Regions from separate parts of the Mus musculus genome. Here regions 1 and 2 are each linked to region 3. Evidence: chromatin loops called from intact Hi-C (ENCODE). Cell type or tissue: gastrocnemius. All regions are shown on one strand.

The links. Hi-C counts contacts between places; a loop is a spot of excess contacts. Peaks named below come from ENCODE experiments on the same cell type or tissue, not always from the same donor. Only the 100,000 strongest peaks of a DNase experiment are listed, where the experiment ranks them.
Region 1: a loop joins it to region 3, with 3 times the contacts of the local background. A loop is called at or near these places in 10 of 42 quality-filtered maps.
Region 2: it touches region 3 in a loop (4-fold over the local background); 12 of 42 quality-filtered maps call a loop at or near these places.

What each region holds. Positions count from the first base shown.
Region 1 is chr8:71,439,453-71,444,452 of GRCm38, forward strand. No RefSeq gene overlaps it. Among named protein-coding and RNA genes, the nearest start is that of Abhd8, 22 kb to the right of the region's middle. In gastrocnemius, no CTCF peak of the experiment used is centred here; a DNase peak (open chromatin) is centred at 2,142.
Region 2 is chr8:71,593,733-71,598,732 of GRCm38, forward strand. Pgls (6-phosphogluconolactonase) reads left to right here. Exons shown (of 5, transcript NM_025396.3): 2 at 352-459; 3 at 937-1,038; 4 at 1,329-1,469; 5 at 2,325-2,535. The coding sequence ends at 2,459. Niban3 (niban apoptosis regulator 3) reads left to right here and starts at 3,976. Exons shown (of 15, transcript NM_001384129.1): 1 at 3,976-4,091. The coding sequence starts at 4,037. In gastrocnemius, no CTCF peak of the experiment used is centred here; DNase peaks (open chromatin) are centred at 93, 2,368 and 3,944; H3K27ac peaks cover 27 bases.
Region 3 is chr8:71,658,004-71,663,003 of GRCm38, forward strand. Unc13a (unc-13 homolog A) reads right to left here. Exons shown (of 44, transcript NM_001029873.2): 6 at 4,852-4,925; 7 at 4,478-4,532; 8 at 3,816-3,848; 9 at 2,439-2,646; 10 at 253-798; 11 at 1-108. Among named protein-coding and RNA genes, the nearest start is that of Unc13a, 11 kb to the right of the region's middle. In gastrocnemius, a CTCF peak has its summit at 2,957 (motif pointing left); DNase peaks (open chromatin) are centred at 97, 726, 1,932, 2,565 and 1 more place.

The sequences.
Region 1 (5,000 bases), 220 kb before region 3:
ATTGCTGTCCATCACCAAAGGAAGTCAGGACTGGAACTCAAGCAGGTCAGGAAGCAGGAGCTGATACAGAGGCCATGGAGGGATGTTACTTACTGGCTTGCTTCCCCTGGTTTGCTCAGCCTGCTCTCTTATAGAACCCAAGAGTACCAGCCCAGGAATGGCACTGTCTATAATGGGCCCTACAACTTGATCACCAACTGAGAAAATGCCCCACAGCTGGATCTCATGGAAGCACTTCCCCAACTGAAGCTCCTTTCTCTGTGATAGCTCCAGCCTGTGTCAAGTTGATACACAACAGCCAGTAGAAGAACCTAAGAAAATTAGGATATTGGCCAAGTCCTAAAAAGCTGTGACATTTTTTTCCCAATCTCTGTGTGATGGGAAAGCACAGCAACTGAAACCCTGGCTGCAACAGTCTCTGGGAGGCTGGACCAGTTGAGCTAGCATTTTTTTAAAAAGATATATATATATATATGAGTACACTGTAGATGTACAGATGGTTGTGAGCCATCGTGGGGTTGCTGGGAATTGAACTCAGGACCTCTGCTCGCTCTGGCCCTGCTCACTGCAGCACAAAGATTTATTTATTATGTTAGCACACTGTAGCTCTTTTCAGACTCACCAGAAGAGGGCATCAGATCTCATTATGGATGGTTGTGAGCACCATGTGTTTGCTGAGATTTGAACTCAGGACCTTCAGAAGAGCAGTCAGTGCTCTTAACTGCTGAGCCATCTCTCCAGCCCAAGCTAGCATTTTGAAGTTGTCCTGGGTGCAGATTTTGAGGAAACAGCTATTGGAGCAGTCGAAGTTGGATCACCTGAGCTATGTGTTTTGTGTTCTTTGTTTTCTGGTCTGTTTGTTTTGTAAACATGTAAACTTCAAAGGTAATATATGTTTCTGCATTAAAAATGTAAGGAATGTTCACTGTGTGCAATTCAGTTAAAGAAGATTCTCTGTTCTTTGTTTGAGCAGGAGGAAGGCATCAAAATTTGGACTGTATATCTAAACTGTAATATAAATTTTCATCCATGCCATTTGAAAGGATGGCATGATAAGTCTTGAGGACTCTGTAGGCAGCAAGACTTATTGGCTGTGCATAGCTGAAATCCTAGCTGGAGACATTTTCTTGTCTCAGCCAGTCTCAAAGCTGTTCCCATGTCGAGGAATATACAGCATATACTTTACATGTTTTGTTCTTCCTGTTTTCTTCCTTCGTGTCTGTAGCCTAAGTCTTCAGGAGGTCTCTCCTGGTCAAATATAATCTTTATTATTTTTGATGGAATCTATAGATTTTCTTCTTCTGTTGAAACAAAGACAAATTTCTTCCCCAAAATAACACAATTCCTTCATTCCATACTGAGGTTATCACATATGTAGGCTGATCTAATTCTGCAGTTCTTTCTAAAATCCAGCACATTTCAGCAGCTGTGTTATCTGTCTCATTGTCATTAATAAAATTAAAGATACATAAATCATATTTAATGTTATCTCCAGGAGATCCCTCAGCCCCATTCTGTTCTATGAGCATTTTCTTTAAAGTCCAGTAAAATCTTTTTACAATTGTTTGACCTGTAGAATTGTGAGACATGCCAGTAACATATTTTATGCCATTGTGTCTAAAACATTGTTGTATTCTTCTGGATACATATGCTGGAGCATCATCAGCTTCAGTCTGCAAAGGCATCTCTAAGATCACCTCCATCTCTAATAAATGTGCAATCTAAGAATCATTCCTTTCAGAACTGAAGGCAAAAACATATTGACATCTTGAGTAAGTTTCAATTGTATAATGTACTAATGTATGCACATATCTTTTTTTTTTTTTTTTTTTTTGGTTTTTTGAGACAGGGTTTCTCTGTGTAGCTCTGGCTGTCCTGGAACTCACTTTGTAGACCAGGCTGGCCTCGAACTCAGAAATCTGCCTGCCTCTGCCTCCCAAGTGCTGGGATTAAAGGCGTGCACCACCACGCCCGGCATATGCACATATCTTAATTCACCAAACTCTACATAATAGAACACATAATCTACTGTATGCCATTGATATTAGGTAGCATTGTTAAATAGAATTTGTATTCTTAATTCAGCATAAGTCTCTATCTAGAAATTTAATAGACTGCCATTCTGCAATCTGGTCACAAGGTGGCGGCATAGGACTTAGAATGGAATCATCTGACGCTCCTTTACTCTGAATTAGAGTTTTCTAGCTCTTCTAGTGCCTCCACTCTAGCATGTAATTTCCTAGTCTTTCCATTCTCTAAATCGGTTTTCTTTTATTTCTCTTAAAAAAAGATATATGAAATTATGTGAAACAAAATTGTGTGGAATCCGGATGCATTGTGTTGTGTTTTCCTTCTTTTTTTTTTTTTTTAATTACAGAAAAACAAATATTTTTAAACCTTTCTCTTTTTCCTTGGAAGACCTTATTTTTTTATTTACAAATTAAGTGTTTGTTTCTTCTTTAATGTTTTCAATTTTAGATATTATCAGTTCAAAAGTTTGGATCTTTTCAGTCCCACCTCAGCTCTGGGGAACATGTACCTTCGCCCTTCTGAGCATCTGCAGGCTTGTTCTTCCAGCACCTGTCTGTGGCGGCTGGCTCCGCCCCTACGGTTCTACTAGCAGGCTGCCCCTGCGGGGTTTGGGGCTGGAGCCTCGATTTGCTCTTCCGTGAGAACCCGAGCCTCACACCCATGGGCATCAGCTGGTGAGCCTAGGTGCCCGCCCCAGCTCCCGGTCGAACTTCTGCATGCTGGGGTTCACTCGGCACCAGCGCCAGGTAGCTCCAAAGCAGCTCTGGGAAGTTGCCCACGTGGCCATGCACTGAGGCTCTGGTTCCTCACACTTTACCTGCTGCTCCCAGGCCTCCATTTGCTCTCTTTAAAGGGATTTAGCCTCCCTGCCCTGCTAGGACACTCTGGGAAGTGCTTGTGCCCTGCCTTTCCACCACGGCTTTTTCTCAGGTTCTAAGCCTGGATTCTAACAGTCCTTAATGGACTCCATTTGTAACTGTGGGTTTTCCACACGCACCCCAGTTCCCGAATAGGACTCGGAGGCTATATTTTATTTACGAATAAATGCCTAGGCCATAAGGTTTGGCTTGTTCCCCAACTAGCTCGTAACTTACATTAATCCGTTTATACTATTCTATGTCTTCCACGTGGCTAATTACCACTCAGTTTCATACGACCAACTTCCTCAGAGTCTGGGTGGCAAATATTTCTCTCTTGACTCCGAGAGATCCTCTCTGTTGTTGCCCCACTTTCTAACCCTGCCCTTTCTTTATTGGCCACCTGCTTTTTATTGATTGACAGCTGATGCTTCCACACAGTACACAAGAGATTATCCCTACACTGAAGATTTTATTAGGTATTTTCCGGTGGACTTGGGTGTAAATTAAGACAGAGTTATGGCCCGGCATGGGGGTGCACGCCTTTAATCCCAGCACTTGGGAGGCAAAGGCAGGCTGATTTCTGAGTTCGAGGCCAGCCTGGTTTACAAAGTGAGTTCCAGGACAGCAAGAGCTACACAGAGAGAAACCCTGTCTCGAAAAACCAAAAACCAAAAACAAACAAACAAAAAAAGACAGAGTTATGACTCATCAGTGCGTGTCTACAGGCTTCTGCCTTCTCTGAAACCAGGAGCAGCTGTCTTAGTCCCGGCCATAGGTGTCCTCTTAGGGGCTCGAGTTATATCTCAAAACCCAGGAAGCCTCTCATTCCCTCTTGATAAAAGATCATTAGTTGGCTTTGGTGAAGCCTTGGATGGGGCCATGATCTGAAAAGCTGAAAGCAGGAACCCACTTGAGCTGCATGGCCTCCCTGTCACTGGTCTACCATTATCCATTATCCATTTCCAGTCAGTGCTGGGAGGCTACGGAGACACCAACAAAGAAGAATCATTGCGGTCCAGCGGTTCACGGGCTGATCTCACCACTTCTTATCATTTTTTTTTTTAATCAAAAGAGCAACAGTGAGTACAGGGGTGGAAGTACTGCCCTCTCTCGAGCAGCTGCATCCACAGGTGTGGATGGGAGCCAGGAGCCCCACCCAAGGAGGACACACTTCTCCTAAGCCCACTGACTGTACTGGGTTAGATCTCAATGCCTAGCCAAGCTGAGGCCCGTTGAGGCCATTGTTGAAGCTGGGTCTCCAGTTTTGATAGATTCCAAACCAGTGCTGTGGCCTTTGTATTTCCACCACCCACATCTGGCTGCTTGTTTCTACCCCCAGCATACTTTCTTACAGGGAAAGGAGGCAATTTATTTTTCTCAACTTACTTTAATGAGGGTTCAACCTCCCTCTAGCTCACCACCCACCCACCAGAGGTAGTGGGAAAGAAAGGTTATTAGGAAACAGGGGAAGTGGACCTGTTTAGAAATAGTTCTTTGTGCTGATTCCAAACTTTGTTGTTCTCAGCCCAGGGCACTAGCAAACACCACACACAAATCAACAGCTGCAGTCCAGACCATTTGGCAGACAGCGCATACGAATCAGCAAAGGCAGTTCAATTCAGAAAAACCGTGAGGCTTCCCAACTGGCCTGAGTCTACAGAATCAGCAAGAAGCCACAGGAACCTCACAAGATGTCCTTAAACACTTTAACCTCCCTTGTAGCCCACCACCCACCAGAGGTAGTGGGAAAGAAAGGATATGTGGGAAGTGGACCTATTTAGAAATGGTTCTTTGGAGCAAATCCCATCTTGTTGTCTGGAAATCATCAGCTCGATCCACTTACAATCACTTCATGGATACACCAGCAGTCCAGTTCAGTAGAGTTGGGATAGCAAACAGGAATCAGTAGTGGTGGCACTACCTAGCAAAGACAGCCAGACCTCAGTCTGGAGGGACACCAGTTCTCCACTGTGCCTCTCTCAGTGAAACAAAGATCAGCAAAGACGAGATCAACAAACATAACACAGCTAGCTCTGTAAGCAAGCCCAGCTCACTCAGCCTCTGTCACTGTGAGTCAAGTCCTACTTACACCCTCCAAACATCACATGT
Region 2 (5,000 bases), 64 kb before region 3:
TTAACAGAGTCCCCAGCACCCCCATCTCTAGGGCACAGCATCCTGGCATTCTGACATTTGCCCCCAGCCTCTCCCTGGCATTGCTCCACTGAGCTGGACTTACTCCAAGAGCCAGACATGGAGACACAGGCAGGGTGTCTAAGAGTAGATCACAGTCTTCTTCCTGGAGTTCACCTCTGTATAGTCAGGTGCCAGCTGTGTACTGGATGCAGCCAGGCTGAGTCCCTGATTGAGGGAGCCCGAGCCACTCCGAAGAGTCAGCCAGGCTGTGGAGAAGAACGCCGTGTGACTCAGGGTTCCTGGCTTTAGGCAAGTCATGTTACTCCTTGACTATCCCTTCCCCTTCTACAGACACACCTGCTCTCAAAGCTGCCCATCCCAGACAGCCAGGTCCTTACCATCAATCCTGCCCTACCTGTGGAGGATGCTGCAGAGGACTATGCCAGGAAACTGAGACAGGTGGGTCCCGGGACAGGTAGGAAAGCTGTAAAAGACTGCGGCAGAGATGACTGCTTAGGGACACAGACTGTCACCATGGTGGGGAGACTTGGGCTGGAGCCTTACATCTCAGGGACACTCATCTGCAGACCTGAGGTTCTTGTCCACTAAAATGGGAAACAAGCCCCCGGACTGGATCAGTCAGGTGTGGTAGTGCATCTGTGACCCCTAGCACTTAGGAGACTAAGGCAGGAGGCTTTTTGAGGCCTGCTTGGGCTGGAGGGTAATGCTTACCCTCAAAAAAAAAAAAAAAAAAATCCTACAGACCTCATACCATGTTGAAGCTGCCCTGTGCAGGAGTGGCCACTGTTGTGTAGGGAATGTGCTGAGCGGGCACATTCAGCAGAAGGTGGTCTAAGCTGAGATAGAACCAGATTTCAGCTTTTTTGTGTGTTACCTCTGAGCTCGCACACACTTGACCCACCATCCTTCTGTCAGGCCTTGCAAGGAGACGCTGTCCCTGTGTTTGACCTGCTGATCCTGGGAGTGGGCCCTGACGGCCATACCTGTTCGCTCTTCCCTGACCATCCCCTCCTACAGGTGAGCGTGGGGGGGGGGGCCTCCTGGCCCTGATACACCAGGCTGTGTCAGTCTTCTGGGTATCTGAGCATCCGTGCCCCTCAGTTCCGCCCTGCCGAGCGTCAGCTCCCATGATGATGGTGGTGCATGTCTGTCATCACAGCATTTGCTGTGAGGGTGAGGGCCACCTGGATACTGAGTACGGCCCTGTCTCAGAAACCCAAGAGAGCAACAGGAAAACCTGTTGGCATTGTAGACCTGGTGCTTGGAGGGGCGGTTCCATCCCAGTCCTCACTGGCTGCCTTCCCCAGGAGCGGGAGAAGATCGTGGCTCCCATCAGTGACTCCCCAAAGCCACCACCGCAGAGGGTGACCCTAACGCTTCCTGTGCTGAACGCAGCCCAAAGTATCATCTTTGTGGCCACGGGGGAAGGCAAGGCAGCTGTGCTGAAGGTAAGAAATGGACAGTGGAGGCCAGTCAGGGGACAGACATACTGCCAGTGTGTGAGAGGGCAGTCATCGACAAGGCCACAGTGTCCTGGGGTAGAGTCCCTGCACCCCCTCCCCCAAACTCCTTCACAAAGAATACCAAGGCTCCTTGGCCAATGGTCTGTCTCCAGGCTCAGTGAAGGACTGTATGAAGGGGATGAGGTAGAAGGTGAGAGAGCAGGACACTAGACACACACATTTAAAGAGAAAGAATAGAAGGGGAAAAGAAAAGGAAGAAGAAAAAGGTCAGGGTCAGAGAGAGAGATAGCTACCAACCGGTGAGTACCCGACTTCCATTCTCAACTAGTTGTATCTCCAGCCCCAGGGAATCCAGCACCCTCCTCTGGCCTCTGTGGGCACCAGGCATGCTCATGGTACAAATACATATAGGAGTAACACCCATACACATTAAATAGAAATAAATAAGTAAATAAATAAAAAAGAATTTGCAAAAAGTGAAGGGCGGGGATGGGGCAAGATGGCTTAGTGTGGTTATAGATGCTTGCCCCCAAGCTTGACAACCTGAGTCCAGTCCCCAGTACCTCCTGTTGTCTCCATACTGGGGAGGCAGAAAGGAGGAGTCCTTGGCTACATAGCATGTTCAAGGGCAGCCCGTGCTAGATGAGGCCCTGCCTCCTAATAAAAACAAAAACCAAATCCAATTCCACACCTCGAAGCTTTGGATCCCACGGTGTGCGAGGCGGAGCGCAGAGCAAGGTTCCGTGGGTCCCGGGTCCCCTGTCCCCAGACCGAACAGACCAGTGTGAGCCCCAACTTGCTCTGCGTGGCCTCTGAGGCAGGTCCTGGTCTCGCACACAGCGCATCCTGGAGGACAAGGAGGGCACGTTGCCCGCCGCCTTGGTGCAGCCGCGCACGGGCGCCCTCTGCTGGTTCCTGGACGAGGCAGCTGCCCGGCTGCTGTCTGTGCCCTTCGAGAAGCATTCCACATTGTAGGGGGTGCGCCATGCACGCCGTGGGCACTTCGGGTGTTGTGGGAGCGGACTAGCTGCGGATTAAACAGCTTTGCTGGAACTATTGTTTCTGTGGTTCTTGTTGGGGGAGGGACAACAGAGCAGAGCATACACACGGATCAGAGAAGCGTGGCCTGGACTTCTGGCCCGGCAGTGTATGCTCTGTTCCAAGTCTGGCCACATTCTCTGCTCCAAGGGTCAGAACTAACTCACAGGTACCAGGCTCCTTGCGGTCCCGAGTGACTGCTTGTGTTCTAGCCATGGTGAAGAGAAGGGTTCACCTGGGGCCTCAGCCAGAGCCTTCATGGCCCCCTGAGGATGCACTGTCTCCTGCAAGCTTGTTCGGAGCCTTGAGCAGGGTGAGCTACCTGATAAGGTTCTCCTGATGTTGTCACAGGGCCCCCTACCGATGGGAGAAGTGTCTGGGGTGACTCTTGGGATGCTTTCTCCCTTAGACAGTTTTTTCTCTTGCCGCTTATAAAGACTGGGATGTGGGTCCAGAGACTGGAGTATAAGCAGCCAGCTTGGAGCATGAAGTGGGTCGGTGCATCATTGTCCTGACCCTGCCAGTTCCAAGGACCTAGTTGGAGAGGCTGGTGGGCTTGTCTGAGGGAACATCCCCTCACCAAGGTAATGCAAGCCAGGCAGGAGGTAGGAATTGAAGCCTCCCAGAACCGACTTGGCAGGTAGGCCAGAAGGGCGGGGCCAGAACCACAAATGTGAACTTTCTTTAGATGTCTGGTCCCTGAGGGCTCCTCAGCTGTGGCAAAGAGGAAGTAGGATAGGCTGGGGCAGAAGCCAGCAAAAGACACAGTGGAAAATCCTGGGGACTTCTACAAGAGCAGGTGCCACCCACGCACCAGCCAAGCAGAGGCTGAGACACCCTGAGAAAGGAAAGGGACATAGGCATGAGGACCCCATGTGAGCGCTGTGTCCCTTTCTCAAGGGGGAATTTACTGCTTTGCCATTGATGCATAGGACCTGCCTCATGCTTCAAGGTGGCCACTTACACTCCAGCCATCACATTCCAGCCTCTGGAAAGGGAAAAGAAAAGGAAGGTGCCTACATGTAAGGAAGCAGGCTACATGGGGATGGGTGTGTGTGTGTGTGTGTGTGTGTGTGTGTGTGTGGTGTCCCTCCATACTGATAACCTACTCCTTGCTCATTCATTTGTTCAGTCAGCAACCCATTCCTTTGGCTTTCAGAGATAGGACTTCATGTAGCCCAGGCTGGCCTCCATGGCCTAAACTCCCCATCCCCCTGCCTCTGCTTTCTGAGTGCTGGGATGGCAGAGATGTGCCCCACCCATCCATCTGTGCCAGGGCGTTGTTTTTTTTCTCACACTCCCTGGGTCTCCCCTGGGGCTGTCCCCACTACCCCTGACAGAAACCACCAGTCTTGGTCCAGCCTGTCCCTTGAGGCCAGGAGGAGGCAGGTGCAGACAGGAGGGGTGGAGAGTGGTACCAGATGGCCATATGTACCCTCCTGGCACTTGGGCCACTCAGCTGCCATCCAGTATCCTGAGCAGAGGGACCCAGGACAGCTCTGTATGGTGGCAGGATGGGGGCACAGCCTTCCTGCCCCCTGGGTAGACGGCAGCGGCAGCAGCTTCAGGGTAAGCAGACAGGTCAGGGTCAAGTCATGCTGCCATTGCATGCGAGGCCAATGCTGGCATGTGCTCCTGGTGCCAATACAGGGTTCATTATTTTAACTGTCTCTGGTCTTGTCAGGGGTGGGCTTGTGTTGGAAGATTTCAGATTTTTTTGTTCAGTTTTTCGAGACAGGGTTTTTCTGCGTAGCCATGGCTGTCCTGGAGCTCACTCTGTAGACCAGGCTGGCCTCGAACTCAGAGAGATCAAAGGCACACTCCATCCTGCCTGGCTCTGGAGGGCTCCAGATTTAAATGAAATCCAAGTAGCTGGATACAGTGTTACACACCTGCCATCCGAGCACTTGGGAGGCACAGGCAGGCAGATCTCTGGGAGTTTGAGGCCAGACTGGCCTAAAGAGTGAGTTCCAAGACAGCCTGGGCTATATGCAACTCTGTCTCAAGACAAAACAAAGTGAAATGTGAAGTTTTTGATTTGTTAGTGGAAGCTAGGGCCCCACTGAGGTTGGGGGTAAGGGCACGGTCAGGTGGTCTCTGAGGCTGGGAAGTCTGTCTGCATGGACACTGGGACTTGACTAAGGCTTAGCCAAGGCCAGGCTGAGCTTCAGCTCCCTGTCCTGTCCCACACCTTGACCTGGGAGAGTGTCTAGACCAGCAGGACTTGGTGGATGTCCCCAAGGGAGGTGGCTAGACCAGGCTGGAGGAGGGTGTGTGGTTACAGTGAGTATGAGAACAGCATTTGGGGAGGGGAACAGCCCATGCAAAACCCTGCATGTGCTGCTGAGTAATCTCTCCAAGTCCCAGGATTGACCACCACTTGTATTTGCTGTGTGCCACTGGGTGAATAAATTGCCCTCTCTGGGCCTCATTCTCCTGAGATGCAGCAACATATTTGGTTTTTTGGTTTTGTTTTTT
Region 3 (5,000 bases):
TCCTGCAGCTGCATGCGCACCTTGTTGAAGGCTCGCAACCAGTTGGCTTTGGCTCTGGACATGGCATCCTGCCCTTCCTGGCCCTCTTCCTCCTCTCGAGATCTGAAACTAAGCCGGGGAAGGCGGGCAGGGGCTCAGAACGTCTCTGTGGGATCCCAGCCTCCCGCTCCAGCTCTGCCTACACAACGTGCTGCTCTCAGAGGCCCACAGAGCCCTCTCAATGCTGCCCTGCACCTCAGTTCCTCCAGATACCTCTCCTCAGACTTGGGGGGCTCGGCTTCCTGCGCACGCTCTGCAGCTGCCTTCTCCTCGGGTGTGGCTGCTTTGGGGATGCCTTTGGCCACCTCGGGGGCCTCTGTAGGCACAGCTGAAACCTTGTCATCCTTCTGAGGCGCAGCCGTTGGGAAGCTGATCCGCTTGAACTCTTTGGGCTCAGCCACAGTGGTGTCCTCCTGCTGGGTGTAGCTGGCCAGGTCATCAGGCACCTCCTCCTCCTCCTCCAAATCCTCTTCCTCCAATTCCTCCTCCCCCTCCTCCTCCAACTCCTCCTCCTCCTCGGGCAGCTCCTCATCTTCCAGGTCCTCCAGGTCCTCCAGGTCCTCATCGTCCTGGTCCCAGCGGGGTGAGTCCTTGTGGTAACTCACGGAGCTGTGACAGGAGTGATAAGAATCGCGGTCCCTCTCGTCATCCAGCTCCGAGCCCTGCAGGCTGTGCTCATCAGGGTCGAAGTCCTCGCTCAGCTGTGAGCTTCCCTGGCTCAGCTCCCCGGAAGAAGCATAGCGGCTGCTGCCTGTGGGGCTGTGGAGAAACGGTCAGACCTTGGCCACACCACCATCCCTCCCCCTGCCAACACCATCACCCAGGGTGTGCTCAACAAAGTCAGAGTGCCTACTGTGTGCTCATTCTTGCTCAAGAGACCAGGAGCAAGACTGCATCACCCAGGCCCGTAAGCGGCATGAAATGAGTGCTTATGTGTGCTCGATGCTGGAACATGGACCACACATCTGCTCATCGTAGAATGAGCACCTACTGGGGGGGCTCATCCCTTTTGGCTCCAGGAACACAGGTCCACCTATCAGCCACATGTGTGCTTATCATGGATCAAGCAGCCATTGTGTCTATGTTACTGCTCAAGACATTAGAAACACGGGGCACAGGAGCCACGCACTTACTCGGCATGAATTGAGCCCCTGTTGGGTACATGCTGCTGTTCAGGCACCGAGCACTGGCTTAACTGAGACTCACAGACCCTTGCTCTACTGGTATAGCTTCAGCCATCTCAACAGTCTCAACCTGTGCACCCACTCTTCCTTCCCTGCAGCCCGTGACACTCTGCCACGCCCAGTCATCTATTATAAGCTCCTAATGTTCAACCTAGATTATTCCAAACGGAACCTGTCCCTGCCCATAGCCAAACCACCTTGTTTGGCAGTTTGGATGTCAACCAGGGGTGATGTGCACACACACACTCCTAGTAGTGAGGTTTTGAAGTGCACCGCAGGGCTGAGCTGGCCGAGAGGCTGGAGTCCACCACCCCTGCTTACTAAAGGGTAGGATTGGCTGTACCAAGAGTCTTCCCTACTGGCTTCCATAGGCTGGGTCTGAATCCATTCCAATGAGTCCCCTGGCTCCTCGAACCCTTGATGGAAACCTTCACCTTTGATGGGGAGATCCCAGCACCATGCTCGTCCCTGTCCTCAACTGACCCCACAGCAGGTCCTGGTCCACTCATGCCCTTTGCAGATGCATGAGCTAGCACTAGCCACAACAGGCAACATGGGGATCAGGGTAGTGGTCTCAGTACACAGACTCTGCCTTGAGTCCATTGCTGTTCCTTAGGCCTCTCCACAGACAAGCTTAGGGGGCCCACACCCTGTCCCACCATCTGTCCCTCCCAGAGATTGCCACCAGACACCACCAGTCAAGCATGAGAGTACTTGCAGTTCAGTTGGCATAGTGCCTGAGTAGCATGTGTGAAGCCTTGGCTTTCATCCCTGGCATAGCATAAACCAGGAGTGGTACCTGTCATTGTTACAGCTGGTAGGTTAGGGCAGGAAGCACATGGAGCCAGAACATTTAAAAGGGGACTCGTACACAGGAAGAGAGGTGGCACCTAAGCCTTGCTTTTGTTTTTTTGAGACAGGGTCTCATGTAGTCCAGGCTATCCCACAACTCCCTACACAACTAGGAAAGGCTCTGGAAGCTACAAGAAAAGTGCCAAGGACTAACATAGGTCTCAGTGGGGTATAAGGGCTTGCCACCAAGCCTGGTGACCTGAGTTCAAAGCCACAAAGCAGTGGGGAGAGAGGGAAGCCAACAACTTGTTATATATAACACACGTACCCCCAAACAAAATAAATGTAATTTTAAAATGTAAATAGAAATGTTCTGTGAGATGAGCCCGTGCATTCCCGGCCACTCCCCCGCTCCACAGCCACCTGAGCGCCCGCGGCTCAGAGAACTCCTCATAGCTGTGCATGGAGTCACTGTAGGACTCCCGGGACCCCAGAGGGGGCGGTCGCACGGAGTACTGGTGCACAGAGGCGTTGGGCTGCGAAGTCGTATAGTAGGGCGGTGGGATGCTGTTGCTGGTCTCACTCCTATAGTCACTGTCCCGGTCATCCACCGCACTGTCGGGGTCGTCATCTGCAAGGAAGAGGAGGGAGAGGAAGGGTGAAGACTGGAGAGCACACAGTGGGTCTAAGCCAGCCTCCCTCTGGGGCGTCGTCAAACTCTGCTATAGCACTGACATAGGCTCTAGCAGGACAGAAGGAAGCTTCCGGTGTGTCAGCTCTCCGGCCTGGAAGGACAGGGACCCAGCTGTGCGGCCTGGGAGGATGGAAATTCAGTTGTGCCACCTGGGAGGACGGTGATCCATCGACTGGGATACGACCAGTGCTGTGAAGGGGACTCTGGTTTCACGGAGCCGCTCATGCTCACTTCCTAGCAGAGCGCGCCCTCTAGCGGTCGCTGAACAAATGTCAATCAGGACCGTTAGCCGCGCTCACTGCAGAAACTAGACCTGGTTATCTAGCTTTTGTTTTTAGCTAAAGCTACATACAGGAAAGACACCCAAACTGGAGTCTGTGCTTTCTACCAACTGTTTATAAAAGTATTATATTATTCTGGACGTGGTGGCGCATGCCTTTAATCCCAGCACTTGGGAGTCAGAGGCAGGTGGATCTCTGAGTCTGAGGCCAGCCTATCTACATACACAGTAAGTTCCAGGACAGTCAGGGCAACACAGAGAAACCCTGCCTCGAAAAAAAAAATATTACATGTATTCATTGTAGGGGCACGTGTGACACAGCACGTGTATAGAAGCCAGAGAAAATATTGCAGGAATCAGCTCTCGCCTTCTGCTGTGGGTGACAGAGACTGAGCTCAGATCCCTGAGTTCCCACTGAGCCATCCCACCTGCTCCAACATAGGGTTTTTGACCAAACTGCCTACCACTTTGGCTTGGAGAGAATCATCTACTTTGGGCCCCACTAGCTTCCCTGTGACACAACCAGACTGAGGCTTTAACCAGAAGTATCTGCTTTGTACAGGCGACACTGGAACCAAGGGCCTCATGGATGTTGGGCTAATGGTCGACAAGGGTAAGGATGTCTTAGGAAACTGGTTTTCCCTCAAGGACATGGCCCTGGCTGCTGTTGACGACCAGGCCCCATTCTCCTGCATCAGTGTGACATGGGGTCACTTCTAGAGTGGTGACAGGGGAACAGAGATGGGGATGTGAGGGTGAGGTCACATATGGGGCCACGTAATGAGGGGCCTTGGGGTCTTCAAGATGCCCACTTCTCTTTACTTACTCTGTTCTCCCCAGCCAAAGTAATTCCAGTTGCCTAGGAGGGAACAGGCACAGTGAACCTCAGCTGCCCTCTCTTCCCGCAGCCCCACCCCCACCCCCCAGCAAGGAAGGCTTATGACTTTCCCCCAGGGCACCACCTTTCCAAGCCCCCATACTATCTCCAGCAGGGGGATTTTAAAAAGCAAAACAAAAGACAAACCTACAAACAAACAAACAAAACCCCCCCAGGGGCTGTGCCTCCCCCTCCTCCTCTTGGTCTGAGGATCTGAGATAGAGTCTCTCATAGGCTCTTGTGCTCCCCAACCAGGCTGGACCACACTGGGCTGTGAGCTACTTCAGTGACAGGCAGGAACAGTGCAGTAGCTCAGCAGTAGCTCGCTGCTGCTCAGAAACCTGAGGCAGGAGGATGGCTGAAGCCCAGGATTTCTAGTCAGGCGGGGTCACACAGGAGTCAAACCCTAAGACAGTGGTGGCTGATGTAGTGGGATGGGGTCCCTCAGCCCTGGACTCCATGTCTGGCTTGGCCCTGGCTGTCACTTTTTCAGGCCATCCAGGCAGCTGCTGGGACACAGCAAAGCAGGAATTGCACACCAGGCTTGGCTGCTAGACCGAGCAGAGGGGGAGTGGGCAGAGGGGGAGCAGGAGCGGGCGGGTGGCACTCACAGCACTGGCTGCTGGGCACTGGCAGCGGCTTGTCCTGCTGGTCCTGGAAGGAGTACTGGGGAGGGGACGGTGTGTCAGGGACAGTGGACACGGCTCACTCTGGTAAGCCCACTGCATCTGACTTTGTGCAGCCACGGAGCAGGACAGAGAGACAAAGAAGGCAAACCAAGAGGAGCAGCCAGACAGCCCTTTGCTGTGTCCCTCCTTCCCCCAAGCCCCAAGAACACCGCATGAGTTTGAGCTGTGGATTGGGACACTCTGAGCACAGAAGGGAGAGCTGCCTAAGGCTGGGATGGCAGGGAAGATGGGGCATTTCATGTCTCCATGTGTCCCTGGAGAGGTTGGGTCAGGAAGCTCACCTGGAGGTGACTCACCTCATCCTGGTCACGCATGGCATTCAGCTGCTCCAGCTTCTTGGCCCAGTAGCGTGCCTCCTCCTCAGGGATGTCTACAAGCAGAACCTTCACGTCCCGGGCTCTGGGGACCCCTGGCCTCCCTCCCTTGGGCCCTGGTTCAGTGATTG